Linked DNA regions of Mus musculus: region 1 is linked to region 2. Evidence: chromatin loops called from intact Hi-C (ENCODE). Cell type or tissue: left cerebral cortex. All regions are shown on one strand. Each heading gives the region's core, and the rest is flanking DNA. Links, peaks and the distances in the headings are about the cores only.

Region 1 (16,465 bases), core at 6,887-11,886, 51 kb before region 2:
GTGAAACCCACTCTCATGGCAAGAAGAATCACACACACACACATACACACACACACACACACACACACACACACACACACGGTGGGGGTTGGGGGTGGGAGGGTTCTATGACAGCCAGTTATCACTATAGACCAAACAATTAAAGGTTCTAATCAGTTCAGATCAGAACAAAAGACCCACTGGGCTTGACTGAGAACGATCTCTAATTAGTAAGAATCTAATTTTCTTTCATATCTTTCACCAAAGTAGCAGAGTGGTGCAGTGGAAGCATGCTGGGCCCTTATCTTTTACCAAGGCTCAGCTACACATGTAAAGGAAGGGGAAAAAACTGCAAGTATTTATACAAAAAGAAAAGTAATAATAATCTGTCAAATCTCTCAAATCAGATTAACTGACATAAATTGTCAGGACACTAGAGATAAGCAGAAAAGGAAAGAAAACTGGAGTAACTCTGCTTCAAGGGTTTGTGTGTGGCCTGAGAAGCCAAGTGTTCTGGTCACTGTAAGTTTATAAAGCTGTCTTGAAAGTAAAATACAGAGGTAGCCTGAGAGGTATCAACAGCTAAGACCACACAAGCACAGCTCATAGAACTAGAGAAAGCAAGCTCAAGAAGAGCCAAAAGAGTACAGGGATCTATAACTGATGGTAGTCTTTCACCACTATATTCTTGCTGGTTTATGAGTTTTTAGAAAAGTTGGAGCTAGAGAGATGGCTCAGTGGTTAGAGCGTGTAGCGACCCATAGTGGCTCTTAACCGCCTCTAACTTCAACTCCAGGGGGATCTGATGACCTATTCTGGCTTCTGAGAGTGCTACACTCATGCGCACAAACCCACATTCATATACACACATCATGTAAAAAAAAAAATTTTTTTACTGCTTTTGTACATACAGTTCCAGGCAAATTCTTACGTTTTGAACTGAAAATAAACTATACACTATAAGTTACCAAATAAACTATCTTTTGTTTATTTTAAGAATGTATTGTACTTTTTATAGGGGGAGTGGGTGGGTAGGGGAGTGGGGGTGGGTGGGTATGGGGGACTTTTGGTATAGCATTGGAAATGTAAATGAGCTAAATACCTAATAAAAAATGGAAAAAAAAAAGAATGTATTGTACTTTTTATATTTTACCTTATCACACTGTAACAGTGACCTTAAGTGAAATCAGTAAGGACAGGACTAGGCGTCATTAAGAAAACTCAGAATCAATGAAGTGCTGAGCTAAAACTGAGCATGCCATCTTAACATGCCGTGCTGGCTACTCGTCATGTACGAAAACTACAAACCATATGATATTCAATGCACAAGATTCAAGAGAAACATCTTATGATAAAAAGTTACCTGAATTTGAGTCTGGAAAAGACAAGTAGCAAATATTGGTTTTCTGAAAGAGAAAAGCAGAGCCGTCGGTGCCGGCACACACACACTGCACGAGGAACGAGCATAGGTGACAGACAGCAGACAGACAGACAGACAGACAGACAGACAGACAGACGTGCTTACTTACTTCTTTATCAGTAAGTTTGGAATGCTGAGGATATATCACCTGGAAGAAAGAAGTTAAGTTACGTTAGCATATAGTGGGTATGCCGAAAATTCTAGTTGGCTATGGCCAAAAAGTTTTTTAGAAATCATAGTTAAGGCTGTGGTGTCATCTGTAGTCACAGATACTTGTAAAGCTATATCAAGAGACTACCTTGAGTCCCATAGTTCAAGGCCAGCCCAGAAAACATGGTGAAACTCTAAAAAATAAAATAATTTTTTTTTAGTAATAAAACAAGAAGTTAAGAGAACTAAGTAGAAGTTACATTAGCTTTAAAGATTACATCAAAATTAGCTCTAAGACTGGGGAAACCTAAACTTATTCCCTTTTTCTGTTTGAAACTTAAAATCTAAAGAAAACATGAATCTATATTTTCAACTCATACTTGTTCAAGATATAATACTTTCCAGGTGATTACATGAGTACTATACGTCAAATACTTAGAGGAAAATGGCAAGGAAACATTTACCTAAAATTTTAAAAATTTCTACCATACAGCCTATGGTAACCACCCCTACCTGCCCCCATTCCTTTAAATAACTGTCTTTTCCCTGCACCTGCAGTGACCACAGAATCCTCTGAGGGAAAACAGCTGCCTATCAGCCTCTGTAATGGAAGCAGCTCTGGGCCAAAGCAGCTCCTGCCAGAGTCAGCAACAGCCAGCAGAGGTCTAAGGCATCCTCCTGCAGACCAGTCCACTCCCCCAAGTGGCTAAAAAGTAGGTCTAGCAGGGTGTGGTGGCAAGAGTTTATAATCTCAGCACACATGAGCTGAGGCAGGAAGATCACCATGGGTCTGAGATTAGCCTGGGCAGCACAGTGTGAATTTCAGGACAGCCTGGGCTACAACACAACTCTTGTCTCAAAAACATTCTAAAAAGAAAAGAAAACCACCTGTCTCTCCTCAAGAAAGTAAGTACTCAATACTTTTTAAACATGGCTTTTGTTGTTGTTGTTGTCTTGGAGGAGAGGGGTTATTTGTTGTTGCTGTTGCTGCTGTTGTTGCAAGTTTTGGAGGAGCGGGGTTATTTGTTGTTGCTGTTGATGGTGTTGGTGTTGGAGGAGAGGGGTTATGTGTTGTTGTTGTTGCTGTTGGTGGTGTTGGAGGAGAGGGGTTATTTGTTGTTGTTGTTGCTGTTGGTGGTGTTGGAGGAGAGGGGTTATTTGTTGTTGTTGTTGCTGTTGGTGGTGGTGGTGTTGGAGGAAAGGGGTTATTTGTTGTTGTTGCTGTTGGTGGTGTTGGAGGAGAGGGGTTATTTGGTGTTGTTGCTGGTGTTGGTGTTGGAGGAGAGGGGTTATTTGTTGTTGTTGTTGTTGCTGTTGGTGGTGGTGGTGTTGGAGGAGAGGGGTTATTTGGTGGTGGTGGTGGTGGTGGTGTTGGAGGAGAGGGGTTATTTGTTGTTGGTGGTGGTGGTTATTTGTTGGTGGTGGTGGTGGTGTTGGAGGAGAGGGGTTATTTGTTGTTGTTGCTGGTGTTGGTGTTGGTGTTGGAAGAGAGGGGTTATTTGTTGTTGTTGCTGGTGTTGGTGTTGGTGTTGGAAAAGAGGGGTTATTTGTTGTTGTTGCTGGTGTTGGTGTTGGTGTTGGAGGAGAGGGGTTATTTGTTGTTGTTGCTGGTGTTGGTGGTGGTGTTGGTGTTGGAGGAGAGGGGTTATTTGCTTTCTCTTTTGCTACAGAATCTCCTATATCCCACACCAAGCTGAGACTGAGAGACAGGCAAATGTCTGCATGGCTTGTAATTTAATATTTCCTATATAATGAGCATTATGATTGAAAAGTCTGCAAACTTTTCAGTTTGAAGTAGTTTATAATTTAGTTTTTGTTGTTTTGTTTTGTTTAAGACCATTTTTCACTGTGTAGTCAAGGATGGTCTTGAATCCCTGATCTTCTGGTCTGTTTCCCAAGTGCTGGAATCACAGATGTGAACTACTAAACCTGTTTTTTGTTTTTGTTGTTACTGTTGCTATTGTTTGGGGTTTTTTTTGTTTTGTTTTGTTTTTTAAGAACTTGGGGGCTTTGTTTTGTTTTAGGTTTATTTGTTCTTTGAGAGAGGATTTTATGTAGCCCAAGGTAGCCTCAAACTGAAAGCAACCCTCCAGTCTCAACCTTCCAAGTGATAGGATTATAGCTGTATATCATGACACTGCCTTTCTTTAATTCTTATTGGTTAAATCCTTATTGTCTGTATCATGCCATATACTTTATATTTTGAAATTACAGAGTTGGGAGTAAAGCTTTTATTTAGCATGCTTAAGATCCTGGGTTCAATTCCCCAGTACCACTGTAACATTTAACAGCAAAATGTGCTTGCTTTAAAGTATATTAGGGGGAAATTCCAGCACTAAAGATTCAAAATGGGGCAGGAAGTATAGAATGTTTTCCTAGCACTAATGGAACTGGGAGTTTGATCCCCAGAGCCACATAAACTTGGCACAGTGGCACAAGCTTTTAATTCTAGAGACAAGAGGATCAGATCAGAAGTTCAAGGTCAAGATCTTCCTTGGTAACAAGAGTTCAGGAGCATCTTGAGATACTTGAGACCTTGTCTCAAAACGGGAGGAGGGTCATGAATACAGCACTCAGTCACAAGTGTAGGATAAAGCATTCTGTTAAAGAAAAACATTAGCAATGCGAATGTGACCAGAAATTATGGGAATTCAGAAAACAATGGCTTCATATTGTTTAGCACTTTCTTCTAATATCATAAGCACTTTTCTCCTCTAACTCTGAGACAGAGCTCAAACTGACTTGTTTTCAAATGTCAAATTTCTTCAGTGCTCTTTGCTTCCAACAAAACTCCACCACCACCACCACCCGCCACCCACCCCCCACCCCGTAGCTGGAGTAGAGCTCAGCATTGAGCACCACACACACATGGTCCTGAGCACTCGCCACACACACCTGGTCCTGGGTTCCAAGCTTAGCTTCAAATAGCAATTATGTGAATACATTTAAAACGTATCCCATTGATAATGTGATAGTTTACTGTGCTCTCTTCTAATAACTTTCTACCTGCTGTTCATATGTTACATTATTTTAATCAATGTAAGGAGAAAGGTGGCAAAAACCTAACTCTTTACAGCACCGCTTATCTCATCAATGGAACTGTGCTTTGGACTATAGATTTTGAAATAGCATTCATCAATAAATTGTTTTCATATCTTGGTCTGCTGGCACAGGTCTACAATCAGAACTACTTGAGAAGCTAAGGCAGGAAAAGTTAAGTTTCAGACTAGCCTCGACTACAGAGAGTTCAAGGCTGGCCTGGACGATTGAGTGAGACATGTCTCAAGGTGAGAAGAGAGCTGGAATGGAGCTGGAGAGGTACAGTGTTTGCCTACCATTAACTGAGGGCAACATAAGCAAACTGAATGTTGTTTTCTCATGCCAGCTTGAACTAGGTTTTTGTCACTTTTAACAACAAAAACAAAAAACAATCACGGTTCAATTTTCCCCAAGTGGGAATTCATAAGAGAACTGCCTCACTTAATTTACCCCTCTGTCTTTACACTTAAGATAGTCTCTAGCCCAGAGGAGAGACTTAAAAACCAAAAAGCAGCTTTGCTTCATCCGAGGATACCCTCTCAAATTAGTTCTATCCAACCAGTAGTATTTAATATGTAATACTTTTTATGTGTACCTAAGTCTCCCTTTCTCATGTTGAGATTATTTTAGTTGTACTTTTAAAAGCAGAGATAACATCTAAAAGCCATTACTAAATGTTCTATTTAAGTCATAGTTTAAGTCTCAGTAAAAGCTGGAGGAACTGGTATGGGCCTGTAATCCCAGCATTTGAAGAAAAGCTCAGGAATGAGGATTCTGGGGTCAGACTGGACCATTCGGAGGCTCCAAGGCAACCTGCACAACACTGTGAGGTTGTCTCAAAACTGGGATGTTTCCTGGCAGCTCAGTGGGTCAGGAGCTTGTTGGACTCAGTCATACTGGCAAGAGTGGCCTAGGACAACTTATCGTTAGCAACTCTACAGTTAGTTTTACTAACTATTCTTTCAATGCTTACCTCTTACACACACACACACACACACACACACACATACACTACACAAACAAATAAAACTTTAAAAAAATAAAGTGCAGGAGAGCATCAAGGGCTCTGTTGACTGTAACAGAGTCTTCAGAGCTACAATAAAGAAAGGAGGTGTGACTACACAGCAAGACAAAGATAATTAAGGCCTAAGTATAACAACAACAAAAAAATATTTTTCAGAAAAAAAATCATTCACATATCTATGAACTGTCTCATTTTATTTACCACTTTGTCTTTATACAGAAAGAATGTGTGTAATAGACATTACTTCCCAAGTCAAGAAGTGTTTTAAACAAACTATCTCTACAAAAGTAGATGTATCTGCTATGACCCTGCACAGCTACTTTCAGTGTGAAGACTGTGGTCTCTGAAGAAAGATAATTAAGAGCATGAGTTACTGGCAGTATCACATGCACACTCAGGTAAAAAAAAAAGGGGGGGGGGGGCTGGAGCTATAACTAAGACCGTGATATAGTCCTGTCTACCAAGCTATCATGTGGAACATCCTAGAGTCAACCCTAGTAGCATCAAACAAACCGAAATTTAAAAAGTCAACAGCTAAAAAGCACACAAAGACAACATCATTAGTCATAAGGAAAATACAAATGAAAGCAAGATAAAAGATCCCTGCTCCCATTTGGATATTCCAAAGAACAGATAGAGAGTGGCAAGGACAGGAAAAACTGGAATCCTTTTATGTTGCTGGTAGAAACATTTTGGTAGTTTTTTTTTTTTTTTTTTTTTAAAGCTGTATCACATATACCATATATGGCCAAGTCACTTTATCTCTATAACACAAACAAAAGCAGGAAAAAGATATTCATGTGAAAACTAGTGCAAGAGTACTCTGCTGCACTCACAATAGCCACACAGAAACACTTTCTCCAGAATGCTGAGTAGATAAACAAACTGTGGCATGAGCAAACACATGTTACACTACTCAGCCATAAAAGAAGAGCTGCCAGTGTCCAATCTCCAGCTGCATGCCTCACCCCAGGAAGGCAATGAGTACAGCCCAACACCAATGCTAAACTTACTTAAGACATTCTGAGATACTTTTGTGTAACTTGGTTCTGTAGTTCTCAAGCTTGACCTTTGTAGATGACAATGAGGTATTGCAATATCAAAAGGCTGGGCACACACCTGACAGATGAAACCTGAAAACATGTGAAGTGAAAGCAGACGGAAAGACCATATGTATGATTTCATTCATGTAAAATGTACACAGGAAGCAAATCCAAAATTGAACACAGACTTGTGGCTGCCGAAGGCTGAGACAAAAGGCTGTTAGTAGAACTGGTTTTCTTTTAGAAGTGATGAAATGTTCTACAACTGGATTAGTGGTATGAGGTGTGTGATTTAGGAAAATACTAAAAAATCACTGAACTGCGATTCTAATTAGAGTGATCATACATTATGCAAATACCTGAGCTAAAACAAGCAAAACTCCTAACCGTCTATGCCTGGGCACAGCTAATAATTCACCTTAAAGTCAAAAAGTGCAAATTATGGCCTTTCTCCCAGTGACCTCAAGCCCCTCCCTCCCAGTATACCCATCGCTAAACATTTTTCTTTCAAGGAAAAAAATTATTCATGTATTTTGTTTGTTTGTTTTGAGACAGTCTCACTGTATAGCCCTGGCTAGCTGGAAACTCACTATGTAGACTGAGCTGGCCTTCAACTCACTGAGATCTACCTTCCTCTGTGTGAGATTAGGACTAAAGGTGTACGTCACTATGCCCAAACTAGCTATTCACATGCCTTCAGCCTAAATTATATTGTATCACACCCTTCTATTTTACTGAAGATCATAACATTTCTGTATAAAGTCTATTCACTAAGCTGAAATATGCTTTGGATTTTCCTGCAAACCTTTTGGCCATGCTTAGGAACCACTTAACTTATTTTGATTTTGCTTATCATATTCTATCCAAGACATGAAACAGGTGATCTTTCTTCTTTTCCATGGTTTTTCTTAAATGAATATGCACATAATTTTTATTATGTAAGGTAAAGAATTTAATTTTTCAAGTTTTAAAAGATTCAAAATCTCATCTGACATTGGAAAATTTTTACTTAGTCTATAGAAAGCTTACTGTATGCTCTTATCAACTCTTTCATTAAATAATAATGAAAAGTTAAATAATAGTCTCACCTCATCACCTCACAGAGAACAAGGCACAGGAGCCTGTGCCTGTGATCTCAGTATTTACGAGACAGAAACAAGATGATCACTTGATCTCAGGCTTCTGACACGGACCTCAGCAACACAGCAAGAGCTCAACTGTTTGGGAGGGGTGTGTGTGTGTGAGAGAGAGAGAGAATGAGAGAGAGAGAGAGAGAGAAAGAAAGAGAGGGAGACGGAGACGGAGACAGAGACAGAGACAGAGACAGAGACAGGATCTCCTGTAGCCCAAGCTGACTTCAAACCCAGTAGGTAGCTAACTCCAAACCCTCCTGCCTTCACCTAAATGCTGGAAAAGCCAGATACCACCATGCCTGGTACAACAATCCATCTCTTTTAAAAAGATACTTACACAGGGATAGATAGCTCCCTGCTTACAAGAACTTGCTGCTCTTCCAAAGGACCCGAGTTTGATTTCCAGCAGCCATGCAACCATGTCAGGTGCCTCCCAATCACTTATAACCCAATTCCTGGGGGATCTGTACCCTGAGGCACCTCAGGTACTCAATATATTCACATACATACACACAGTATTAAAAATATTAAAAGTACTTTTAAAAAATTAAAAAGGTACCTGATCGAGTCTGCTGTTTGCATGTGGTTTGTATGTATCCACATAAATTTCCTATGTAGGAAGCTTGGTCCCAGTGCAGTGTTGCGCTAGTGGCCTAGAAAGGAATAAATGATGGTCTCAAGGACGTTAGTCCTAGACAGGACTGTTAATTTTTTTTTAATTTTAAAAAGGAACTACCCCCTACCCCAGGGTCTGGCTTTCCTTCTCACCATGTGACTCCTTTACGTTCTCACTGTAATTCCACCTCCTAAGGTCACAGAGCCAGGCCCTTGATAATAGATGTTACTGCCATACTACTGGACAATTAAGACTGTGAGTTAGGGCTGGAGAGATGGCTCAGTGGTTAGGAGCACTGACTGCTCTTCCAAAAGTCCTGAGTTCAATTCCCAGCAACCACATAGTGACTCACAACCATCTGCAATGGGATCTGATGCCTTCTGGTGTGTCTGAAAAGAGTGATAGTGTACTCACATACATTAAATAAATAAATAAATCTTTAAAAAAAAAAAAAGACTGTGAGCTAAATAAACTTCTTTTCTTTATATATCACCCAGTGTCCAGTATTTTATCATTACAGAAAACATACTAATACAGAGTTCTCTGAACATGACAGGCGATAAGCAAGCTTACTATTATGTATGCCCTTTCCAAACAGCCTCAATGTTCCTATTTAATAGATAGCAACAAGACTTTAACACTACTGCCCTCAAAATTGATCCTATCGCACCTAAAGGGACTCCTATTAACTGATTAAATCAGAAATGTAAAGCTCTAAAGACCTAAAGGCCACTCACTTTTTATTTATTTATTTATTTGTTTTAATTTTAAGCTTTTGAAGCATTTGATTTTGAGTTTACGGGTTAGAACTATTCAGAGTGTCTTACTTAGCACTGCTGTGTAAGGCGATACCTTGAGGAAGGCAGACGTCACTAACTTAGGAATCTCACTTTCGGTTATCACTGGCATTTCAAAGGTCTGCACTGCTTCCAATTTCTCTGAGTAGCTTCAGTTTTCACTCAAGATAGCTGGAATATTAGAGCAAATCAAACTTTTGGAACCAAAGGAATCAAAATCCTAGCTTACTAAAACTTTATGATTTGGGGTAAGTTGGTTACATTTTGGTGTCCTTATTTTAAAATAAAAAAGATTTCTAGAAAAATCAATGCTGCCCAAAACATCGTTTTGTCTCAAATATTATTCTAAATGCTTTTCCAACACTAATTACCTCACAAAGCAATGGTGTCAGACTACTGTGATCCCACAAAGAAAGCAATGTGTGGCTCAAACTCCTATGTGCTTAGTTTTGCTGTTGCTCCCTCTCTGAGGGCAGGTTGTCCTAGTGTAGCCTTGGCTGGCCTGGGAATCCCCTGTAGGCCAGGCTGGCCATGGCTGCCCTCTGCCTCTTCAGTGCTGGGTCTACAGGTCTGCAGCACCATACCCTGCACAGACAGGTCTCTCATTGGTACTCCACACTCTTTGGTAACTTAAAGAGGCTCTAGTTCTATATTTTGTTTTCTTTTGTTTGTTCTGTTTTGCTTTTTAAAGAACGCTAACATCCCTCCATGCCTTCAACTAGATATTCATTAGGATCTCATCTTTTGTCACATGACTCTCTAAGTGCTGACTCTGCATTTTTAAGAAACAAATACATAGCCCAGTGGTGGTGGTGTGATTGTACATGCCTTTTTTTTTTTTTTTTTTTTTTTGGTTTTTCGAGACAGGGTTTCTCTGTATAGCCCTGGTTGTCCTGGAACTTACTTTGTAGACCAGGCTGGCCTCGAACTCAGAAATCCGCCTGCCTCTGCCTCCTGAGTGCTGGGGTTAAAGGCGTGCGCCACCATTGCCTGGCTTGTACATGCCCTTACTTCCAGCACTAAGGAGACAGGAGGTGAGCTCTGAGCTAGAGGCCAGCCTGCTCTACAAAGTGAGTTACAGGACAGCCAGGGCTACACAGAGAAACCCTGTCTTGAAAACAACAAAACAAAATGAAAAAAGGAGCAAATATATAGGCTCTGAGGCCTAGCAGAGAGCCCTGAGTCCTGATGCTGAGATGGGGAAAGCTGGGAGCCTCCAGAACTGTGTTGTCCTGTCTGTGTGACTGCTAGTTGGCAATCCTGCTTCTGAGCCTCCCTGGTTGTACTTTACAGACACAGGGCTGGAGCCACTATATATGTCACTCCCAACACAAATCTACCTTTCTAATTCCATGCTAACTGCTACTCCTGTACAGTTCCAACACAGGTGCAGCTTCAAAAAAATTACACACACACACATACATGGAGTGACCCTGTTTGAATGTTAACTGCCTGTCAGCCATAAGTGCTTAAGTCTTGGCCTTAGTGGAAAAGTACTAGCTTAGTTGAGTTTTCTGTGGGAAAAGTTGAGGCCTCTGTAGGAAAATACTACCCCCAGTTAAGAACAAATAGCTATAGATCTTGTGGACAGGTGCCTAGCAACCCGTTCTGTTCTGTTTCTCTTGCTGAATTTTTTACCTAGCCAATATCCTGCTTTTGGGAACAGGTGCGTTTCCCCAGAAACAAAGCAATTCTGCGTCATCCCCCTCCCCATATCCTGCTTCTATGGGTATACAACCTGCCCATTTTCCAAGAGAGTTCAAACTCTTCTTCTTCTTTTTGAAAGTTCAGGAAAAAAAAAAAAAAAAAAGCTAAGAACTACTTCGTAAAGATACTGCTATGAAATGGCAATTATGGAAAAATAAAATTTGTCAGCTTGATCAGAATTTTTTGACTTGCTGTCCGTTCTCTGTGTTTCCTGTTCCCCTTCTCTCCACAGGTGGTTTCTCAGACCCTGTTCAACTGTGCTGCGGGTCAGGACATAAAAAAATATATATATACATATATATATATACACACACACACATATATATATACACATATACATATATATACATATAGAGAGAGAGAGTGCGCAAAATATAACTTCAACTGTTTTCATATATTTGTTCCTGCTTTATGTTCACTTAAAAAGGCAAAACACTGTGAGACAGAAGACAGATCTCTTGAGTTTGAAGCCAGCTTGGTTTACATATTGCCTTCTCTCAAGAATGAAAGCCAAGGGCCAGTGAGATGGCTCAGCTGTTTAGAGAAAAGAAATTTGCTGCTGCTAAGCCTTCAGGCCTGAGATGGTTCACAGGCCTCACAAGGTGAAAGGAGAGAACAGACTCCTATTCTGTCCCTTACTCTACTGTGTGCACAGTGGCATGCATGCATATGCACCCCACATAAAGATAAGCAAAACAAAATTGCTCTGTCCCAAACATGGTAGCACGTAACCACTAGCTAATCCCAGCACTAGGTGGTGGAGTGGTGAGGGGTGTAGCCTGAGACAGGTAAACTGCTGTGAGTTTAAGGCCAGCCTGGGCTACATGTACTCGAGGAGAGTGAGATCCAGTCTCAAAGCCAGATCATTGACATCTTACTGTGTTTACCATTCCTTAGCTCCGTTATGAAGGGACCTTCCTCTCTTCTCCTTACTTTAAGGCAGTGATCCTTAATCCAGACAGAGACGACGACAACACCTCCACGGATCAGTGCAAACAGCCTAGCTAGCAACACAAGTTTGTCCTACTCATTTTCCAAGAGAGTTCAAACTCTTCTTCTTTTGTTTTTGAAAGTTCAGGAAGAAAAAAAAAAAAAAAAAAAGCTAAGAACTACTTCGTAAAGATACTGCTCTGAAATGGCAATTATGGGAAATAAAATTTCATATATAACCTTTAGTGATTATTTTTCATCACCTCAACTCTGTCAAGATATGCCACTTATTTAAAAAAGAAAATACTCATGTTAAAAGCAATGTTCCAAACGATGAGATTACAAAAACCGATCAATGGGGCTAGAGAGATGGCTCACTGGGTAAGAACACTCGATGCTCTTCCAGAGGACGCAACTTCAGTGGCAGCTCTCAACCGTCTGCAACTCCTGTTCAGAGGCCCTGATGCCTCCTCTGACCTCCAGGAATGAGTGTGGAGCATGGACACACAGACAAGCAAAATAGCCACACACAAATAAATCTTTTTTTTTTTTAAAGGTGACCAAATATGACAGCTTCTGCTTACCGATTAAGTTTTATTTTGCTACACATAAAATTTCAGTTTATCATTAAATAACGAGCATAATATATTGTTTTGAGGGGCTGGAGAGATGGCTCAGCTGTTAAGAGCACTTGCTGCTCTTCCAGAGGATGTGAGTTCAGTTCCCAGCACCTACATGACCAGAAGGATTGCAGACTGAGTGGATCTAACCCCCTTTTCCAGCCTACACAAGCACAAGGTACAAATTCTCTTACATGCAGAGATGAAGGCAAAACATTCATACACATTATATAAATAAACAAATCTTTAAAAATAAATGTCTTCAATCTTTGGAGATTGTTATTCCTGTCTCAAATAAAATACAGAATCACTTTACATACTAACTCCCTCTATCAACAAACGTTTAATGAATACTGTATCAGGCAATAAATTTGATCCTATTGACTAAATAGATTAATTCTTAGATCCCCACCTTATTGTCTCAATTCATAAATGCAAATGAGAACATCCTTTTATGTGTATGTCCACTAACTTGTATGGTGCCTAGATCTTAATAAAAACTCAATATTTAAATGAACTATGTAACGATACAAAAGACAAAGATGCAGCAGTTTCTCGTTTGGAACAACCAGACCAACCAAATCAGAATAAGATTAGAATCTTTCACCGATGCCAAAAGAACAATAACAAAATACCAAAAACTTCGGGACATACACCTTTCTAATGCCTTTCTAGTAACTTTTCACTTGGATAAATAAGACAAATCTTTTATGCTAACAAACAACAACAAAAAAAAAAGATGCAAAGTGATGGCAAAAATGAGTGAGATTCAAAGGTCTTTTAGGTAAGATGTTATGATATCTAACAGATTTATAAGCCAACAATTTTTCCACTGACATTAGGTTTCTGGGAATTGTCACAGAATCAGTATTAAGAAACAGCAGGGGTCGGGAGAGGGGTGTGGGGACAGCTTGCCTAGTTTTCAGAAGGCCTTGAATTCTGTTTGCAATGCTAGGGAGAGACTTGGAGGGAATGGGAACCCAACGACATTTCACAGAGAAATGGGGAACAGAGAAAAGGGAGAGAATGCATGCTAAGCATTTTGACTTGGACTCAGTGGACCGATCTACGAGTTAGCGCAATTGACAATACAGTCAGTCAGCCCACATGATTGGACGTGCACGTTTGGCTACTGTAATTCACATATGTCAGGGGGTATTGTTCCTTTCTTGAAAGTTCCAAGCAAACATCCTGTCTGCTGTAGGCTTTTCTGGGTGCCACTACCCTCCAGTTATCGCTGGTTTTTTGTTTTGTTTTTTTAAAGAGGAACATCAACAAGTATTTAGGAGGGGCCTACAAAGAACTTTTCACCCCTAGCCGCAGCCCACGATCCTCCCACCGAAGGGTCGAGAAGCACCGCCCAGCTGAGCCGCGCAGGGGCTGCGAGCCACGCCCGGATGAGCAGCGGCCAGGACCCGGCCGCCCAAGGGTGGAGACACAGGGTGCGGCTCGGCCTCACCTCCACCGCCTGGCCCAGCTCCAGGTCGAAGCCCACCACACACACGCAGTGTAGCCAGGCCGAGAAGCCGTCCCAGCGCAGCAGGCCCCGGCGGCCATCGTCCTCCTCCTCGTCCTCCAGCGCGACTCCCGCCGCCGCAAGGGCCGCCGCCTCGCGCCCCTCAGCCCCGGCCTCGTCCAACGACCCGCGGGAACCGGGCCCAAAGACCGCCGGGCCCGGCAGAGCCATCCGCCACCCCCTAGGCGCTTGAGCCGCCTCCGCTGCGGACCGCGCCGCAGAGCGCGCAGGCCTCCGCGCACGCGCACCGAGTGCTGCCGCTGCCGCAGCCGCTCCGGACTCCCGGAATAGGGGCGCGGCCACGAGGCACGTGACCCTGGGAGCGGGGGGTTCAGTGGTTTCCCTACAAGCCGCGGCTATCTCTGCTGCTCGCTCAGACTGGCCTGCTGGTTTTACAGTTCTCTAAACTCAAACAGTGGCTCAGGAATCGTCATCTCAGATCCACAACAATACAGCAATGAATTATTCTTGGAACGACCCAGTTCATTATTAAAGTGTTACTAAAACATAGTGGTTAACAGTAGTTTAATTAAACTTTTACTCTGTGACAGTTGATATGCTAAGTTCAAATACACCTATTAACTCTTATTAAACATATCATTATGGTGAACACTATTGTTTGTTAAGTGTTGGGTAGGACTTTCTTTTCTTTTTTAGCTATGCCTTACATAGTCCCAACTGGCCTCTAGCTCATGGTACTCCTACCACAGCTACCCAAGATTCTGGGTTTAGTGGCATGGGCCACCACCTCTGGCTAATTTGTCTTCACAGATAAGGGAACTGAAGTTCGGAGAGGCTTCGTGACTAGCCCAGCAAGTATAAGAACTCTAAGGCAAGCCTGTGTTCACTCCTGCAGTCCCCTGATAGAGATGTGTACTTTAACTCTCCGAATACCCTCCCTACCAAGGCAGCTCCCATCTTTATTGGTCTGGCGGACTCTCTCAACTCTTACGCATATGCAGACTTTCTTGGAATCTCGGGTTGGTCAGTCACCTTTGGACCATGCTATCTGAACACTGGAGGAAGGGCCTGGTTTCAAGCTACCTTTGTTAAGAAGTCAAGACAGCTCTAGGCTGGGCACTCAAGAAACATCTGCCCTGGTGAATTGCTATTGATTATTGGCATAGCATGATACGACTAAGTAGGATTTTTTTTTCAGCACCTGCTAGGATTTATTCATCAAAAGTAATTAGAGCCGGGCGTGGTGGCACATGTCTTTAATCCCAGCACTCGGGAGGCAGAAGCAGGCAGATTTCTGAGTTCGAGGCCAGCCTGGTCTACAAAGTGAGTTCCAGGACAGCCAGGGCTATACAGAGAAACCCTGTCTCAAAAAACAAAACAAAACAAAAAAAAAAGTAATTAGAAAACGTGGTAATACCCAATAGGAAAGTGTGTAAAAGATGATAGATAACATACAATGGATTTATCAAAACCCATTCCCATGCCTTTCCACGGCCTCAAAAGGCAGTGATATTACTGTTTCTATTTTACATAGAACAAAGCTGGGGCTCCAACTGATGGCTCAGTGGTTAGGAGCGCTTGCTGCTCTTGCAAAGGACCAGGTTCAATTCTCAACACCCACATGGTGGTTTGTAACTCCAGTTCCAGGGGATCTAATGTCCTCTTCTCATCACCAAGAGCACCAGGAGTGTGTGTGGTGCACAGACATGAATGCAAGCAAACAACATTAAAACACATAAAAATTCTTGACCATCAAGAAATGATCCATCTCTTGATGGTCAAGTATTCTCAAACTTGAGTAGTAATGAATGCTGAAGACTTTCTTAAAGATGTATTTATCATTTTTCTTTTATATATATGAGTGTTTTGCCTATATGTATGTATGTATGCATATATGTGTATGTATGTATGTATGTATGTATGTATGTATGGGTACTGAAGTGGAGTTTGGTTTGCACAGAGGCCAGAAGAGGGTGCCAGATCCTCTGGAGTTAAAGATGGTTGTAAACTCCACGATGGTGCTGAGAACCAAACCTTACTTACTCTTCTACAAGATCAACAAGTGTTCTTAACTGCTGAGCCACCTATCTCTCTAGTCCCACCTGGAAAGTTTGGATAGCATAGAATTAACTGGGGACAACATTTAAATTAGAAACTGTCCTTGCCTAAAACAACCTGCCTGTGACAAAGAACCAGTACAGTTCAGAAAGAAAAACATAACCTGTATTCAAGTAAGGTTCTAAACCTACTGTTCAGAAAAAAACAGTACTGTTTAGTATTAGAAAGGACAGTGAGCTAGAAATGAAAAAATCTGGTATCCAGCTTTAGCTCCATATATTATCATGATAGACAAACAGCTCCTGGAACTATTTTCTGGATTGGTGAAAGGTAATTGCTAACCTGACTTATTGTCAAGAAGAGAAAAGTGTTCCCAATCCAGACACTTTACTATATGCTATTTTATTATTAATGATAAATAAACTTTAATGAGCAGCTGTTCCACAGTGCTGGACCCTTGGCCTGTGGATAC
Region 2 (16,465 bases), core at 5,901-10,900:
ATACTTTGAATAATCAAAATGAGACTTCCACATGAGTGACAAAACACACCGCGAATTTCATCCTTTCTCTTTCTCCCAGTACATCGTGTTTGTCAGCAGTATCAACTATATGTGGCATTTAGAAGTAGGGTTCTTCTTGTTGACTTTCCGTTTCTGTTAATTACTGGGGAATTTTAAAAGGGCATACTTCAGATGTCTGAGAACAAACATGTGGAAGGATATAGCTGACAAACTGTTAACAGTACCAGACCTGGCCTTTGTGACAGTTCTAGAGATGGCTGCTACTTGAATAATCAAAAAGTGTCCATTCTCATCAACGGAGAAAAATTACTACAGATTTAATTTATCTTAAAGAAAGAAGGCCCTCTAGCCTGCATTCTGGTTGTGGATGGTAATTTAGGATGTCGCGCTGAAAAACTTAGTGTTTGAGCCTTCTGCTCAATTTCCCTGCCTATAGAATAGGATTGATGGTACAGTAAGATGTTAAGAGATAGTAAACCACTCATTTAATAACGTTTCCTTCTCTGGTCCTCAGACTTCTTGCCTGAAAAATGACGAGGATGAATTAATTGTGATTCGCTCTAGAGTTGATATTCTAATTCCCACTTTTTGTATTTGCAGAAATAGCATGTTAGATGAAAAATGAATGTCTTTACTTGTCTTTGGGTAATTATATTTCTCTTATTTCCTGAGGAACCAGGAAACCAAATAGATGAGCAGTGTTTCTGGAATGTGGTGGCAACTCCACCCTGGACACCTGGGAAATGATGGGTGTTCCCACTGAAGCAGAGAGTCCTTCTCAGTGGGCAGAAAATCAACTTTTTTTCTTTTAAACACAAAGTCTTATGTAGCCCAAGCCAGCTTTGAGTTCCTTATGTAGCCCAGCCTGGCCTTGAATTCTTGATCCCCTGTTTCTCTATCTCCAGTGCTAAGGTTACAAGTGTACATGACTATGTCTGGCTCTGCTTCAGTTGTTATATGCCAGCCTGTGCCTTTAAAATTACTAATGCTCACCCTTTTGATATTTGAGTAGGCCTGGCCTCTTACTTGGCAGCTGAATACAACCTGTGGCCCACAGGCTGAAGTCAGGATAGCCGTGAGTGTGTCCCAACACAAAACTGTAAACTTACTTGAAATTATATAATATATTAGTTATTTTTAAAAGCTCAATTGTGAGTCCTTGACAGTGACCTATGGGAGCTGAAGAGAAGGTTCAGCAGTTAAGAGCACAGAAGATCTTGGATTCAGATCCCAGGACCCACATTAACCCCAGTTCCGTGGGGTCAGAAGCCCTCTTTTTGACATTCTTCAGGTACCAGGAACACAAGTGGTACACGCGCGCGCGCACACACACACACACACACACACACACACACACACATTTATAGATATAAATTAAACCAACAGATATTTATAAACATAAATTAAAAATAAATAAAGCTTTGAAAATACCTGTTTAGTAACCAAAAAGTGAATTTTGTAGATGACATCATCCCATTGCAGTATTGGAGGTTTGGAAATGTCTGCGTGGACAGTATTTCAAACCAGCAATCTGCTTAAGCAGTTATATAAAGCATTCCATAATTTATTATATTCAAAATAATTATTTGAAATTCAATTAGGTCATTATCAGTTTTGGAAGACTATATATTAACTGAATTTACAGTTGTTCCTGATCTATCTGACATGAGAACAATTCCCGTTTGGATGGCACTGTGTAGAGGTAAATTGTTAGCTGCTCTGTGCTCCTGGCAGGTGCGCACACAGCTCTGCGCCTGCCCAAGAGCTCTGGATTTAAGAATGAGAAGACATACTCACAATCCTTATATTTTAATATGCTTAACTTGCTCAGTGGCTGGGCACTTCCAACCTCCAAAACTAGCACATGCTCCCCTCGGTATTCGAGTTAACACTTTCTAAGTCTGTATTTCATCTTTGCTGCCATTTCCTTCTGAGCAGCCCTCCCCTGGGGCTGCTTTATCTGTGCACCTAGATTTTGGCCATCTTACCCTCCTTTTTCTTCACAGTGTAGTCCATTCTATGCTTCTCTTATGGCAGAATCCTTTCTTCTCCTCTTCTTTCTTTCTTTCTTTCTTTCTTTCTTTCTTTCTTTCTTTCTTTCTTTTTGTTTTTTTTTTTTTGATACAGGGTTTCTCTGTGTAGCCCTGGCTGGCCTCAAACTCAGAAATCCGCCTGCCTCTGCCTCTCAAGTGCTGGGATTAAAGGCATGCACAACCACTCCCGGCTGCCATTCCAGTTTCTTAAAACATGGTGTGTTTTTAACTCAATTAAAAATTTGTATGGATACCAAGTCATGGAAAGGAACACCCACATGGCCTACAATTCAAAATATCTCATGTATGAGAGTTCTTAATTTAAGCCTTTTCTGTTCCTGCCAAATAACCGTGGGTGAGGAGCGCCTTCAATGCATTTGGCATTTTCAGGGCTGTGTGTAGTAGGGTAAGATTCTTTACTCTGGCAGGTTATAGCAATTCTAAGCTTTTCTTGCTAGAAAGCTCTTCTATTTGTTTAACATTAATTCTGGGAGATAGTATAGTATTACTGAACATAAAGAGACATTTCTTTTTGCGCTTACATTTATGACTAAGATCTCTATATACAAACTAGAGATAAAACATCCTGCTCTTGGCTGTAGTGGAAGACTGGGAAAATTCCATTAGTAACAGTAATAAAACAACATTTTCAGAGAACCTACTGTTTTCCAGGCATTATGGTTGGTACTTTTTCTTGAATTATCTTATAAAAGATTCTGGGAAATATTATATACATTTTTTCCAAATGAGAAAACAGACTTAGAAGCTGAATAATTTACGATTGTGTTGGTAAATGGCTAAAATGTTTGATTCTGTAACTTTTTAAAAAATTATTTTACTTTGACCTTCTAGAAGGAAAACGAAAATGTTCTGAAATCTAATGTGCTGGGTACAAGTTCTCTGACTTCTGGCTTTTTCCTGTTCATTCTCGCCCCTTATTCTCCAGAAACACAGACCCCCTTCTAATTCCTCAAAGTCTTGTCTTCTCAAATCTCTAGCTGTAACTTGAATTTTTTTCTAATTCTATTTTTAATGATGGTTCTTAAACTCTTTAACTTCCCTTGTAGCCCACCACCCACCGGAGGTAGTGGAAAAGAAAAGACATAGGGGAAGTGAATCTATTTAGAAAGGTTCTTTGGAGCAACTCCTGTCTGTGTTGTCTGGAAATCGGCAGTTCATTTTACAGGTTAGCAGTGGCAGCTCAATCCACTTGCAAACATCTCAGGGATACACCGGCAGTCCAGTTAGCTACAGTTGGGTTAGCAACAGTGGTGGTATGACCTAGCAGAGACAGCTGGCCTCAGCCTTGGCTTGAGTCAGAAGGAGGGACCAACAGGATCACCAGGAGTTCTCGGCTGTGCCTCTCTCAGGGAAACAAAGATCAGTGAAGACACGAGACCCAGAAGCATTGCATAGTTAGCTGTACCAGAAAGCCAAGCTCTGTCTCTGTCACTCTGTGGAGTCCTATTTATACCCTCCAAACATCACTTGTCCTCCATGTGCCTTGCCTCAGCACCTGCATCCAGTTAACCTGAGTCCCCGGTAGCAGCAACAAACTGCAACACACCACCAGAAGGTTTTTTTGGTGTGTTTCCCTCTATGGAGTTGAGACAAATGGAGCTCAACTATACAATGGAAGGCGGACCAATACATGTGTGTTGTTAGCAAAGAATCGTTCATCACGTGCTTGCTTTAGCAGAACATCCACTCTCCCATGTCTGCTTCAGTGAAACATTCCTTCCTGAGTCTGCCTTAGCCTTTCACCTGTGTCCACTTCAGCTAAATGTTTCTTCAATGTGTTTGCTCCAGCAAAACACCATTTAATTGCCTTTCCAAAGAATCTTTAAGTTTCCACTTCATCTAGCCCTTTGCTCAGGATATTGTTTTGGCTTTTCTATGTCTGCCCCAATTCCTGAATCATGACACAGGGCTTGTTTTTATTTTCAATGCTTATGGCATTAGCTTAGGCTTGCTTCCCAAATACCTCTTAACTTATATTTACATGTGTATTCTGATCTAAGTTCTGCCACATAGTTGGTTACCTCTCCTCAGTTTCATATGTCTGACTTCCTCCTACATATTGGTGGCACATCTTCCTGAGCCTGAGTCTTTCCCAGAGTTCCTCTCTCTTTGCCAGGTATCCTGCCTTCCTATTCTTTTCTCTCCTGCTATATAGGCCATTCAGCTCTTCATTGACAGGTGATGCTTTTACATAGTGCACAAAGTGCACAAGAGATTATCCCTACAATCTCATTAGTACCAGATTAACTGACTTATTACAACATTTTGGTTTTATCTCTCTCTCTCTCTCTCTCTCTCTCTCTCTCTCTCTCCTCTTTTAGTTTTTTTTGAGATAGGGTTTCTCTGTATAGCCCTGGCTGTCCTGGAACTCACTCTGTAGACCAGGCTGGCCTTGAACTCAGAAATCTGCCTGCCTCTGCCTCCCAAATGCTGGGATTAGAGAGAGGCGTGTGCCACCACTGCCCGGTGGTTTTAATTTTCTATTTGTGCTACTAGGGTGCACCTAAGGCCATGCAAATGCCAGGTCACCATGCTGCTCCAGTTTACATTGTTCTTCTGTACTCTCAATACTTTTGAGTTATTCCAAATACTGCAAGGATCTTATTGTGTCTCCATCTAAACTGTAAGAAACTTTAGGGATTCATTTTTTCCACTCTCTTCTTCACTTTTGAAATTCCAGGTCATTTTACAGTTTCTCTCTCCTAGTGGGTAGTCAATTAAATGTTTGTTGAATGAACAAAAAAATGCATAAATAACTTTAAAATTCGTGCACACACCTCATTAGAGACAGGCATGCTCTACCACACCTGGTCTGTTTTATTGTTTTAAGGCTAAAAGTTATCAGAAGCAAAACATTTTCATCTTCTAATAATAAAACTCTTCAGTATATCTTTATTCTCTAGGTCAAAATGCCTGGGATACTGTAGTTATTCAATGTATTTGTTGAAATGATGAAGAACTGTAAAAACGTGTGAAAGGTCAGGTCTTGGACATTCATATTACCATGAATTTAAGCTTCAAGCATGAGCCCACGCATGCACACATACTCTAGCGTGACTTCATTTTTTATTTTTTAAAGATCTATTTATTTATTATCTGTAAGTACACTGTAGCTGTCTGCAGACACTCCAGAAGAGGGTGTCAGATTTTGTTATGGAGGGTTGCTGGAATTTGAATTCAGGACCTTCGGGAGAGTAGTTGGTGCTCTTAACTGCTGAGCTATCTCACCAGCCCCCCTAGTGTGACTTTATAATACATTACTTATTGTGTCCAAATTCACTTTGTGCTGCCCCTACTTTATCCTCTAATAACAAGCATGGTATTTTCATTCAGGCATTGAATATTTACTTAGCCTTTGTGCCAGGCACATGAGTGTATTCCTTTAAAAGCTTCATTTCACTACTTAATGTCCCTCTTCCTGGCAATTTAGAAAAACCATTCAACAAATACTGTATTTATTATAGTCCTTCAACCTTTCTTCATTCAGTTTTTGTGACTTCTCCTTGGAGGATGTCCCTGCCTCCCTCCCTTTAGAAGAGCTCTGAATATATCAGAGTCTTTGCCTTATTTTGTTCCTTCAGTTTCAAACCCACTACACTGGTTCTATAACCAGAGGGCAGAGACTAAGGCTGTGCTCATCTGTGTCACTTAGACACAGCATAGCATTACAGAAGCAATGAAATGAATACTGTTAATGTGGTTTGACACCACAAAGCCTCTCTGCAAGGGGGTTGTGTCTTGTCATTATGTTATAGAAGAGAAAAAGTATCCTAAAGAAGTTTAAAGCCATGTCCAACGTTTCTCAGGGAAGTCTGTGGTCACAGGAATCTCAAGAATGAAGTCAACACTGATTTGAAGAGATTAAGATTCTCTACAGTCTTTCCTAAGGTTTTCTTTCAGCTCGAGCCACGGTTTTTTCTTCTTTGGAACAATGACTCCATACATACTGGTCTTTCTCCTCGCAATTCCCAGGCTTAACACAGACTTCAGGATTGTTGGTTGGGTTATTCTCTGTATTTTCCTATTAGTAACTTTCGACCTTGACCCCTCTTTGGAAACGTGTTTTAAAACTTTCTGGTCTCAAGTAGGGTGTGGTGGCGCACACCTTTAATCCCAACACGCTGGAGGCAGTGGCAGGTAGATTTCTGAGTTGTAGGCCAGCTTGATCTACTTAAAGGGCTCCTGGACAGCCAGAGAAACCCTGTCACTAACCCTACCATTACCCCAACAAAATCCTCCCCCACTCCAAAAAACCCCCCACAACTTTCTGTTCTCCACGTTAGAACCCACGAAGGAGTTCTGAGAAACATAGTCGCATCAGTGAAAAGGACAGGAATTTGGGATGGAATTCATAAAGCCCGGTGAATTAGCAGAGGGAGGAAAGTCCTTCAGGTGTCATTAAGTCTAGGGACTTGTGGAATTTGGTCATCTGTAGAGCAGTGGTGAGTGACTCAGTTGCCCACAGCTACGATGACTGCTAATGAGTATGTCCTTTGCATGGAATTATTCTCCGCACGTGTTAGTATTTTCAGTGAGAACTGTAGTAAACACACTTAGTACACGTAGGTACTTGTAGGTACTTTCTTATTCATATGTTGCCGCTGTGTGTGCTTTTGAAACATTCAACCCCTCAAAGTTTCTCTTGCCCTTAACCAAAATGGCCCTTAAGGTTGTCTGGAGCTTTGAAGCTTCTGGCCCTTAACAAAGATGGCGCCAGGGGTCATGTTAAAAATAAGCTTGCCTTCTTCCCTGCCAGTGACAAACATGGCTTCCACGGCGTCAATCACATGATACCCCCTATCTACGGCACGGGAGCCGGCGGAGGAGGGCCCTTGAAAAGGGTGCGCGTTCCCGTGGCGGTGCACCCGGTAGGTTTCAGTCAGAGTCACTATGGCGGCCAACGCTGGCAAGGTAAGCTGAGGCGGCGGCGGAGGTGGTGGCGGCGGTGGCGGCAAGGGAGGAAGGAGCCGACGTTCCGTCCTGGCTCCGGAATCCCGTAGCCTGAGCAAGGAGAGGTCGCCCGAGGTCGGAGGCAGCGGCCGGGGACTGGCGGGGGCTGGCTGAAGGGGGCGAGGGCTGAGGCGAGCGGGCGCCGGTCCCTGACTGCCGTTTGTTTTGGTGTCTCCCCGCCTAGGTCGGAAAGTTTCCTGCCTCGTCCGCCACCGCCTGAGCTTGCCGCACTGGCTGCGAGTGGAGGAGGCTGCGGCGGACCCAGCCCCGGCCTCCAGGCCTCTCCCTCCACCTCCGGGCCAGCCTCCCTCCCCCACCCCGTCGTCCTGCGGGAGCCGCCAGTCCCTGCGATGCGACCCTCGCGAGGACGCTCCTGAGGGGAGGTGGCCCATGTGCTGAGCAGCAGAGCCCGAGAGCTCCGAGAAACCAACTTCCCGCCGGCCCGCCCGTCGGCCCGCTCGCCCGCCCGGTCGCCCGAGCCTCCCCGGGGTAGCTCCTCGCTCTGTCCGCACCGGCCTGCAGAGCCGGGTCCCCGCCCTGGTCGCGGGGACACCCGTCAGGTGCCCGGGACTCGCGACCCAGACGCCGCCCGTGCCCCGGCAGCCCTCCCACGCCTCCAGCCCGGGATCGCAGCCTCGGCTCACGCTGGGCCGGGGACCCCTGCCACTCCCGGGCGGCCTCGGCGCAGCAGGGCAATGCAGCCCGGCCCGCTGGCCCTCTAGTCCTCCTCGTCCGTCCCCGCACCTCTTCTCAGCCCCGAGGCCCCGCGGTGGCTGCCCGGAGGTCCTCCGCGCCTCTTCCTTGAGCCCCGAAGGACCTTCCTGGCTGCGCGAGTCAACCCTCTTCATGCTGCAGTGCTGCACCGTTTCCGCTACCGAAGGGGACAAGCGGCCGGGATCTCAAACAAAACACAAGAACTGGTGTGTGACTCATCTGCTCGGATACCTCCTGTCCCCAAACTGTCTTCCAGGAGTTTTCTTGGCCGAAGCTGCCCAATGTTTGAGCCTTTTCTTCCTAGGGAAGATGGACTGAAAGCTGCTAGTTGGGGACTTTTTTTGGTCAAGGTGCCTCTGTATTTTAAAGGAGGTGATGGGGCTTGCGCTGGCTTGTCCTCCTGCCCAATTGAAGAGTTGTTGATGTTCACTGGTTATGCTTAGACAATGCGCAGTTTGTTTTAATTTAAAAATTTTGGGGGGTTAGGGGGTGTAGGCTTGAGAAGAGCATTCCGAACCTGGAGGAGCTCCTCATTGTCCCTGGTCCAGACACCCCCCAGCCTGTCCTCGATGCCGTCAGCCTTGGCCATCTTCACTTGCCGCCCGAACTCGCACCCGTTTCAGGAGCGTCATGTCTACCTGGACGAGCCCATCAAGATCGGCCGCTCGGTGGCACGCTGTCGACCAGCGCAGAATAATGCCACCTTTGATTGCAAAGTGCTGTCAAGGAACCATGCCCTCGTCTGGTTTGATCACAAGACGAGCAAGGTAATGTCGCTATAGTGTTTGACAGTCTTTCCTTTCCTTTCCTTTCCTTTCCTTTCCTTTCCTTTCCTTTCCTTTCCCTTCACCTTCTCTGAGAGGTGTAATGTATGCAACGATCTCAGGGTTTCTTCCCAGAGGACACTTTTCTGCGAGGCCTCGGAATCAGCTTTTTGTGTGTGTCTGAATTCTAGTGGAAATGGAATCGAAGTGGTTGAATGAAAAACAGAGAAGGTATTGTTACTAAATGTCTCGGCAGGGCGATGGCTTCTTGATAAACTTGGTCATTCCCAGTGAAATCCCAAACCCTAATTCGTTTAGGAAAGGTAGATAGTGAAACTTGACCTCTGACTTTCAGTCCTTTTAGAAGGGTGAATCTGCAGGTCGGTGCTTGATTAAGCAAGCAGTGGTTCCCAGAGCAATGCCGGAATTTGTGGCCTCTGTTACATCGAGGCTCAAGTGTCTATGGTGAAATGTAGTTAACACATGGCTTGTAGTTGAATTCAACTCAGGACCTTGTCTGGTAGGATAACTGGAGTGCAAAGTTACTGTTTGTAACGATTGATACTTACTTGCCCCGATGAAATAATTTGTAAATATTAAAGGCAATTTAATTAAGCTAGAGTAAGTAACTACATCTTTGGAGTTCTGTTTGCAAGTTGGATCAACAGAAATCTATTGCTCTTGAAAGTCACTTCTCAATTTCTTTGGTAGATAATGTGTAATTATATGATGATATGCAAAAATTAGTATTAATAAGTTAGCTTATTTTTAGATTATATCCAATATTGTCTAATACACACACACACACACACACACACACACACACACACACATATATTTTAAAGACAGGGACCAACTGGCCTGGAACTCACTCTGTAGATCAGGCTGGCCTCAAACTCAGAGATTTCCCTGCCTCTGCCTCCCAAGTGCTGGAATTAAAGCTCACCATGCTGGGCCTTGCTTTTAATTTTTAATCCAATTTACCTTGTTTATCTTGGCACTGTACTTTGCTAGTTACTTATTTTAAAATAAAAAGGATCTTTTTAGTTTTTCAAGAATTTGCACGAATGGAGAATATTTTAAAGAACTCTTCTTTGGGCCTAAACCTAAGGCTTTCGTTGAACTACTGAAATAATTCCAACTCAAACTAAGTTACATAAGACTAATAGGACTGTCTCCAGTTTTGTCTCTTGACTTTTCGCCCCCTCTTTCTGAGTGACATGAGTAAGTCTTTTTTTTTTTTTTTTTTTTTAAGAGAAGAATTTGTCTTCAAGAGTGGTGTTTTGAAATGAAAGAAACTTGAGCCTTTAGAGGAAGAAAGTAATGCTAGGGCAGCTACTGAATTAAGGAATTACTAAGTAAATGCTATCTAAAAAAAAAAAAAAGGAAGGAAAGATCCCCAAGTGCTGTGTGCTTGCATAGTGGTTATAACCTATTCTGTGTGTAGGATGAAAACTGAAAAGTGTGTTAACTTTTTCTGAGTTACACCAGAGGCTCTTTAACCCATAAGAGAGACACTTTTCTCTTCCCTGAAAGCTAACATTTGGATGATTCGTGGATGACCTGTGATTCTTTGTAAATGACTCTGGAGTTCGTTATTGAATTCCAGTATTAGTTGGCTGCTAGTGACTAAATACAGTCAACTTTTACATTTTTACATTTTTGTGTGCTTGGGAAACAGGTCCAGCCGAATCAGATGACAGATTTGCTTACAGCACGTGCTTTGCCCACTGCAGTTCTTAGTTGAAAACTCGTGCCTGGTGCAGTGGCTCTCCCCTGTAAGCCTGTCTCTCAGAAGGCAGGAAGAAGGCATCATGTTCGAGGCTAGCCCAGTTTGCTTAATGAGCTTAAGATCACCAGCTCAGGTATATAACGAAGCTCTGTCTCAGAAACTCAGGATGAAGAGAGGATCTGCAGAGTTCTCACGGTAGACTTAGTTTATTTCTCCCTCTTTTACTTTTTTTCCTTTTGTGTCATTGGCTAAAATAGCACTAAGGGCTTGACGGTATATTTTGTGTAATTATTATTATACCACCTAATTTAGTTTAAACAGTTTCAATCTGTTAGGTTTTCCCTTTGTGATCAAATTATTTTAGGAATTAATTTTAAAGTATTGGCTTAGACAGACAGGTTTTTTTATTGAGCATGTATTCTGGGCCAGATCCTGGGAGATAACAAAGAAAACCAAATCAGTTTGTCCAAATACTATTTATTGCTTTGTGTGTGAAGTTTTAAGAGCTCTCCTGTGTCAGGCTCATGACAGCCGCCCCCCACCAGACCTAATATATATTCCTTGAAATTTATGATGCATAAAAATGCAAGAATCCACTCATAGGTATCATCTCAGGAAAGATTGTTTTAAAACACTACTAAGCCTGAGTTTTCTTTTCTTTTCTTTCTTTTCTTTTTTTCAAGACAGGGTTTCTCTGTGTAGCCCTGGCTGTCCTGGAACTCACTTTGTACTGTAGCCTAGGCTGACCTTGAACTCAGAAATCCACCTGCCTCTGCCTCCCAAGTGCTGAGATTAAAGGCCTGTGCCACCTCTGCCCAGCCGGAGTTTTCTTATCTGTGGATAGTATTGCCTTCTTAAAGTTTTTATTTTTGGGATAAAAAGAAATTTTGGGCTCGTCTGCACTAAACACTAGTTCTGCCACTGAGCCATGCTCACTGCCCCCTTTGCTGTCTTGGGATTCAGACTATTTATGCAAATCACATAGTACCCGGTGCTTGGCACGTGTTAAAGCTCAGGATTTCGTACAAGGGTGTTCGTGGGGAAGCATGAGCCAACATCAGCGCCCTTTGAACTGCTGTGTGCTGTGGCGTCTTGGGAAAGCAGTACTTTTTTTTTCCTTTTTAGACAGGAGCTCCTGTATGCTGAGCTCACTTCACACTCAGTACAGGCCCAGAGAGTGGGGACTCAGGCCTCTACATCCAGTTTTATTAGTGTTGAGGACTGAACCCAGGACTTTGTACAGGCTAAGAAAGCACTCTACCAACTGAGCTACATCCCAAGTCCAGAAATTGTTAAATACAATGACAGCTATAGAAGAAATGTTAAAAATAGAAGGTAGTGAAGTTGGTAACTTTGTTCCAATAGGCATTTTGCCTTGGAGGGAACAACTGGAGTAATGTGTCCTTTGTTTGACTTTGTTGGAGACCTGTTTTGTAGTTGCCATTATGAAGGCCTAGTAAAAGCTGGAATAAGTAATGAATACTTGAAGCATGTGTTGGAATTTTGAGACATGGTCCAGAGAAGACCCTGTGTCCATGACTGCTTGAGGCAGGACTCTTTCTTCAGCACTCTCAGTGTTAGAGTTGCAGGCCTTGGCCACTCGTTACTTGAAAATTTAGTTATTCAGCTCATAGATGTTCAGTTTAGAAACTGGCCAAGTGCAGGGAAGTAGAAATCTAGACAACACTTTCAGGAGCTTGGCTGTCGGTCTAGTACAAGAAATAACAAGCCATGGGTGGGCTTCTCTGTGGGACTTGCAGGGATATGTAGGTGATGCCTTTTAATGTTGAATTCATGAGCAGTGAGTGACTCCCCCCTCCCCGCCCCCACTGTGGTGTTGACTGTTTTACAGTTCATCCGAAGGGGTGTTAACAACCATCTTGTTTGCCTTTGTGTGTCTTCCTTCACTCTTCAGTTTTTATAGCCCAGAGTGGTACTTCAGTTGAGCCACTGAGCAAGTAAATCTGTCTATATGGTAGGCATACTGAGGGATTATGAGTGGACATATTGGATGGCCTTGTTAGTGAGTTCCAGAGAGTTTTGGATAGAGAGCACGTTAACAGCCAAAATCACCATTTAAGAAAAGTAATGCAATCTTTTTTTTTTTTCCCCCCCGGAGACAGGGTTTCTCTGTGCAGTCTTGGCTGTGCTAGAACTCACTGTGTAGACCAGGCTGGCCTGGAACTCACTGTGTAGACCAGGCTGGCCTGGAACTCACTGTGTAGACCAGGCTGGCCTGGAACTCACAAATCCACCTGTCTCTGCCTCCCAAGTGCTGGGACTAAAGGCGTGCGCCACCACTTCCCAGCACAATCTTGTGTCTGATAGAGGCCTGGAGCCAAGAAAGTACAGCTTACCTTGTGCGTTATGTCTAATGTTCTTACCTTGTGCGTCATGTCTAATGTTCTTCTCCTAAATGGTTTCCATCAGTGCTTTTCAACCTGTGGGTCCCAACCTCTTTGGATCACACATCAGCTATCCTCATATCAGATATTTATATTACGATTCATAACGATTATGAAGTAGCAATGAAATAATTTTATAGATGGGGGTCACCACCACATGAGGAACTGTATTAAGGGTCACAGCATGAGGAAGGTTGAGAGCCACTTCTTTCCATGCTAGCTTGATCCTCACCTCTGCCGTCTGTGATTATTTTTCCCTCACGAATATGAGGAAACTGAGGGGAGGTAGATTAGGTTTGCATTCCTGAGTTCACATTGCCAATAAAGAATAGAGCCATGATTTCGGCCCAGCTCTTTTGGTTCTTGACTTGATATATACAGGGCCAAGCTCATAAACGCTGCCATCCCAAGACTGTGACATTTTAAACAGGATGTGATTTTGTTAAGTGCAAACACCAGGTTGACAGTAGAAATGAAAATGATTAAATGTCCAGAAGCAAAACCAGCAGTCTGGTATATTAGATTAAATTGTCCAGTAGGATTTCTATAACAAGTGAAAACTTTAGGAAAGTTTCACAGATAACTTAGTTCCTGAATGAAATGTAAATGCAGCTAGACTGAAGGGCTTAGAAAAAGGCAGAGTGTGTGGAAGCTGACTCAAGGAAAGGGGTGTGGGTGGGAGGGATTGCTTAAGAAGAGGCATAGAAACAGGAGGTCTGTCTGTGCTCCAGTGTCATCGCAAGGAAGCCATTGAGGAAGAAAGCCAGGTTGTTTCTTTCCTTGACATGTCTAAACGTGACTGCTAAGATCCTGGACTCAGCCTTTGAGATAATGGCAGATTATATGTTCATTGCTTTTTATTTTGTATGTATATTTGTTTTAGCAGATTTCTAGGTTTTCTTTTTGTTAACAGAAGCAAGAAGTTCTTTGAGAAATGTTATAGTTTTGTGAGAAAGTGGTTTGTCTGATAAGTTATATTTAAAGTACATTAATTTAAATATGTATAGGAAGCCAGGTTGTGTTACCAAACTACAAACTACTGTATTTCCTTTCATGTTACTTTTTACAATATCGGAAAGTTGATGAAATATTTAATCTAATATATTGGGTTTTTAAAAATACAGCTTAGGCAGAGGAGAACTGGCCCTGTCTCTCTCCTGGGCAGAGTAGAAGAGCTGATCCTGGTGTTGTGGGTGCAGGGGAGCTGGTAGGCTGACTAACTCATCCAGGCCCAGTTTCCTGGCTTTGAGTTGGCCCACCGTAACGTCTACCTCATCTATGTTCTGTTGGAGTGTGTGAAGGGGTTGGTCCTACAGAACCAAAGCTGCAGGATCTCTATGACACGGGGCAAGAGGAGAAGAGTCCCAGTGAAGATCCAGTATTGATAGTGTACAGAGGCCACTTGATTGGCCTCAGACCAGACCAATGACTCACTGCAGTGAACATTTGATAGTAAAAGATGTGTGGACAGAGGGGTATGCTGTGGGACACACCACAGCTTCCACAGTGAGATTTTTTTTTTAAAAAAAGTTTTATTTTTTGTTTTCTTTTGTGGGGGAGGTTGCAGAGGTAGAAGGTGGATATGGAGGAAGAGGGAGATGGTGGGTTCAGGGTACATGATGTAAATTCAGAAGGAATCGGTAAAAAGTCAGAAACCATATGGCTTAGGGCTTGGAGCGATAATGGCTCAGCGATTAAGAATACTCACTGACTGCTCTTCCAAAGGACCCAGGTGTGATTCCCAGCATCCACATAGTGGCTTACAACTATCTTTAAGGCCAGACCCAGGGGATCCAACATTCTTTTCTGTTCTTTGTAGTCACTGCACACACACGTGATACACATAATACAAGAGGGCAAAGACCTGAAAAATAATAGTTTACATATTCTTAATCATCCCATCCCATTTTGTTATTTGACTTTACTCCTTAAATTCATTAATTTCTTATTTTGAGATGGGGTCTCACTAATATAGTGAGCTACTATGGCTATTATGTCATGGAACTTATTTTATAGATCAGGCTGGTCTTGAACTCAGAGATTCCCCCTACCTCTTCCTAGTGAATGAGGAGAGTACCACACCTGGATTTAAATTCACTCTTAACCTTCTTGGGCTCCTATTTGGTTTTCTTAAATGGTGTTTGTGTTAGTCTAAGATCCATTCTGTAGTAAGTACGGAGTACAAGGTTCATCATTTAAGGTTTAAGTAGAAAGATTATGAGGTTGGTTTTTTTTTGGAAATGGATGCTTTGGAGACAAGGTCTTGTTATTTATATAGCTAAAGCTAGCCAGAACCCGTTATCTAGCCCAGTCTGTCCTTAATCTCTCTAGTCTAGTGCTTAGACTATAAGTGTGCGCTGCTTGATTTGCCATCAGATTGGTTCTTAGTGGCAGTTACTTTATATTTGAATCAAAAATAATATGGCTGGCTGGGATATAGCTCCATGGGAGAATGCATGCCTAGCATACATGAGACCCTGCCTGGTTCCATTCCCAGAATTTCCAAAGGAAAAAAGGGTGTGTCTTGGGGGTGGTGGTAAGAAGGGTGACATTTTATTCTAAGAATTTTCTGGGATCCATGCTTTTTTTTCTCCCCCCTCTGGGTGTTACAGGTAGACAACACTCTTGCTCAATTTTTTTTTTGATTGTTGTTCCATTAATTATTTGTAGTATTAAAATCTTTCACTCCTACCTCCCATTTCTTTTTCCCTTCATCTCAAATTTGCTACACCAGGGCCTATGACAGTGCTCACTGTTCCTTTTAAAAAACAAGTGCCCTTTCTGCTTTTTTGTCTCCCAGAATGACCTTCCTCTTTTATCCTGAGGCTTAGTTCCGGGGAGAAACTTCTCCTGCCTCTCTGATGAATGGATGGCTTCTTTCTCTTTACTCCTGTAGAACTTTGTCTATAACTTCATTTTGGGACACAGACAACAAAATGAGTGTAATGCAAATGCTCTATTGCCCTGCCAGATGTGCGCTCTTGAGAACCGAGAGTAGGCACTGTATAAACGTTTGAATGATTGAACTGTGAACAATCCAACAATCTGTGTTTCTATAAACCCTTGATGGGTTGAAGGGCAAAGGGTCATTCAAGTTAGTTTCCAATGTGAGTTTTGGACTTAATTACCAACATGTACTCTTTGTACAAATCATTACTTACTGAGAACTTTCAATATGCATATTTTGCTAAGTATTTTGCACTTTTATATAAACATGTGTTTGGTGATAATAATTTTGAACTGGTATATTTATAGCCACTCTTTGACAAAATAATACTTTATTAGGGGAGTGTATTTCTAAATATTGATAATATAATCTGTATAGCAAGTTTAGTAAGCAAGCAGAGCTGTTGCAGTCTGACATTTTCTTTCTTTCTTTTTAAACCCATGGATTAAAAAAGCCAAAGTACTAGGCATTTACTCGGAACTTCTTATGTACTTAACAGTTGTAATAAAACTGCATCTTTTGCTGCTGCTGCTGCCTCCTCCTCCTTTTCCTCCTCCTCCTCCTTTTCTTTTTTTAAATTTCATCTTGATTTTATTCAGACAGGGTCTCACTGTGTAGCCCTGGCTGTCCTAGAGCTGACTGTGTAGACCAGGCTGACTTTGAACTCACATTGGTTCACCTACCTCTGTCTCCTGTGTTCTGGGACTAAAAGTGTGCACTACCACACTTGGCTAAGTCTTTTGCTATTAAAAGGTAATTTAAGCTTTCATTTTGTGGCATATAACTAAAAGTTTGTTACAATTTTTAACAAAGGAAGAAGTCCAGTGATGTTTCTCTTAGTTGGCTGATTTTTTTTTTTTCCTCTAAACTTACCTCTG

What was found. A loop is a pair of places that touch in the nucleus more often than their neighbours do. Peaks named below come from ENCODE experiments on the same cell type or tissue, not always from the same donor. Only the 100,000 strongest peaks of a DNase experiment are listed, where the experiment ranks them.
Region 1: a loop joins it to region 2, with 3.0 times the contacts of the local background. A loop is called at or near these places in 21 of 42 quality-filtered maps.

Annotation. Positions count from the first base shown.
Region 1 is chr14:26,577,315-26,593,779 of GRCm38, reverse strand. Dennd6a (DENN/MADD domain containing 6A) reads right to left here and starts at 14,230. Exons shown (of 20, transcript NM_001134465.2): 1 at 13,918-14,230; 2 at 1,509-1,547; 3 at 1,343-1,385. The coding sequence starts at 14,145. In left cerebral cortex, for the core only: a CTCF peak has its summit at 9,968; no DNase peak of the experiment used is centred there.
Region 2 is chr14:26,525,369-26,541,833 of GRCm38, reverse strand. It overlaps Slmap (sarcolemma associated protein), which reads left to right and starts at 7,210. Exons shown (of 23, transcript NM_001310445.1): 1 at 7,210-8,506. The coding sequence starts at 8,309. In left cerebral cortex, for the core only: no CTCF peak of the experiment used is centred there; DNase peaks (open chromatin) are centred at 6,838, 7,939 and 8,297; H3K4me3 peaks cover 3,487 bases; H3K27ac peaks cover 1,111 bases.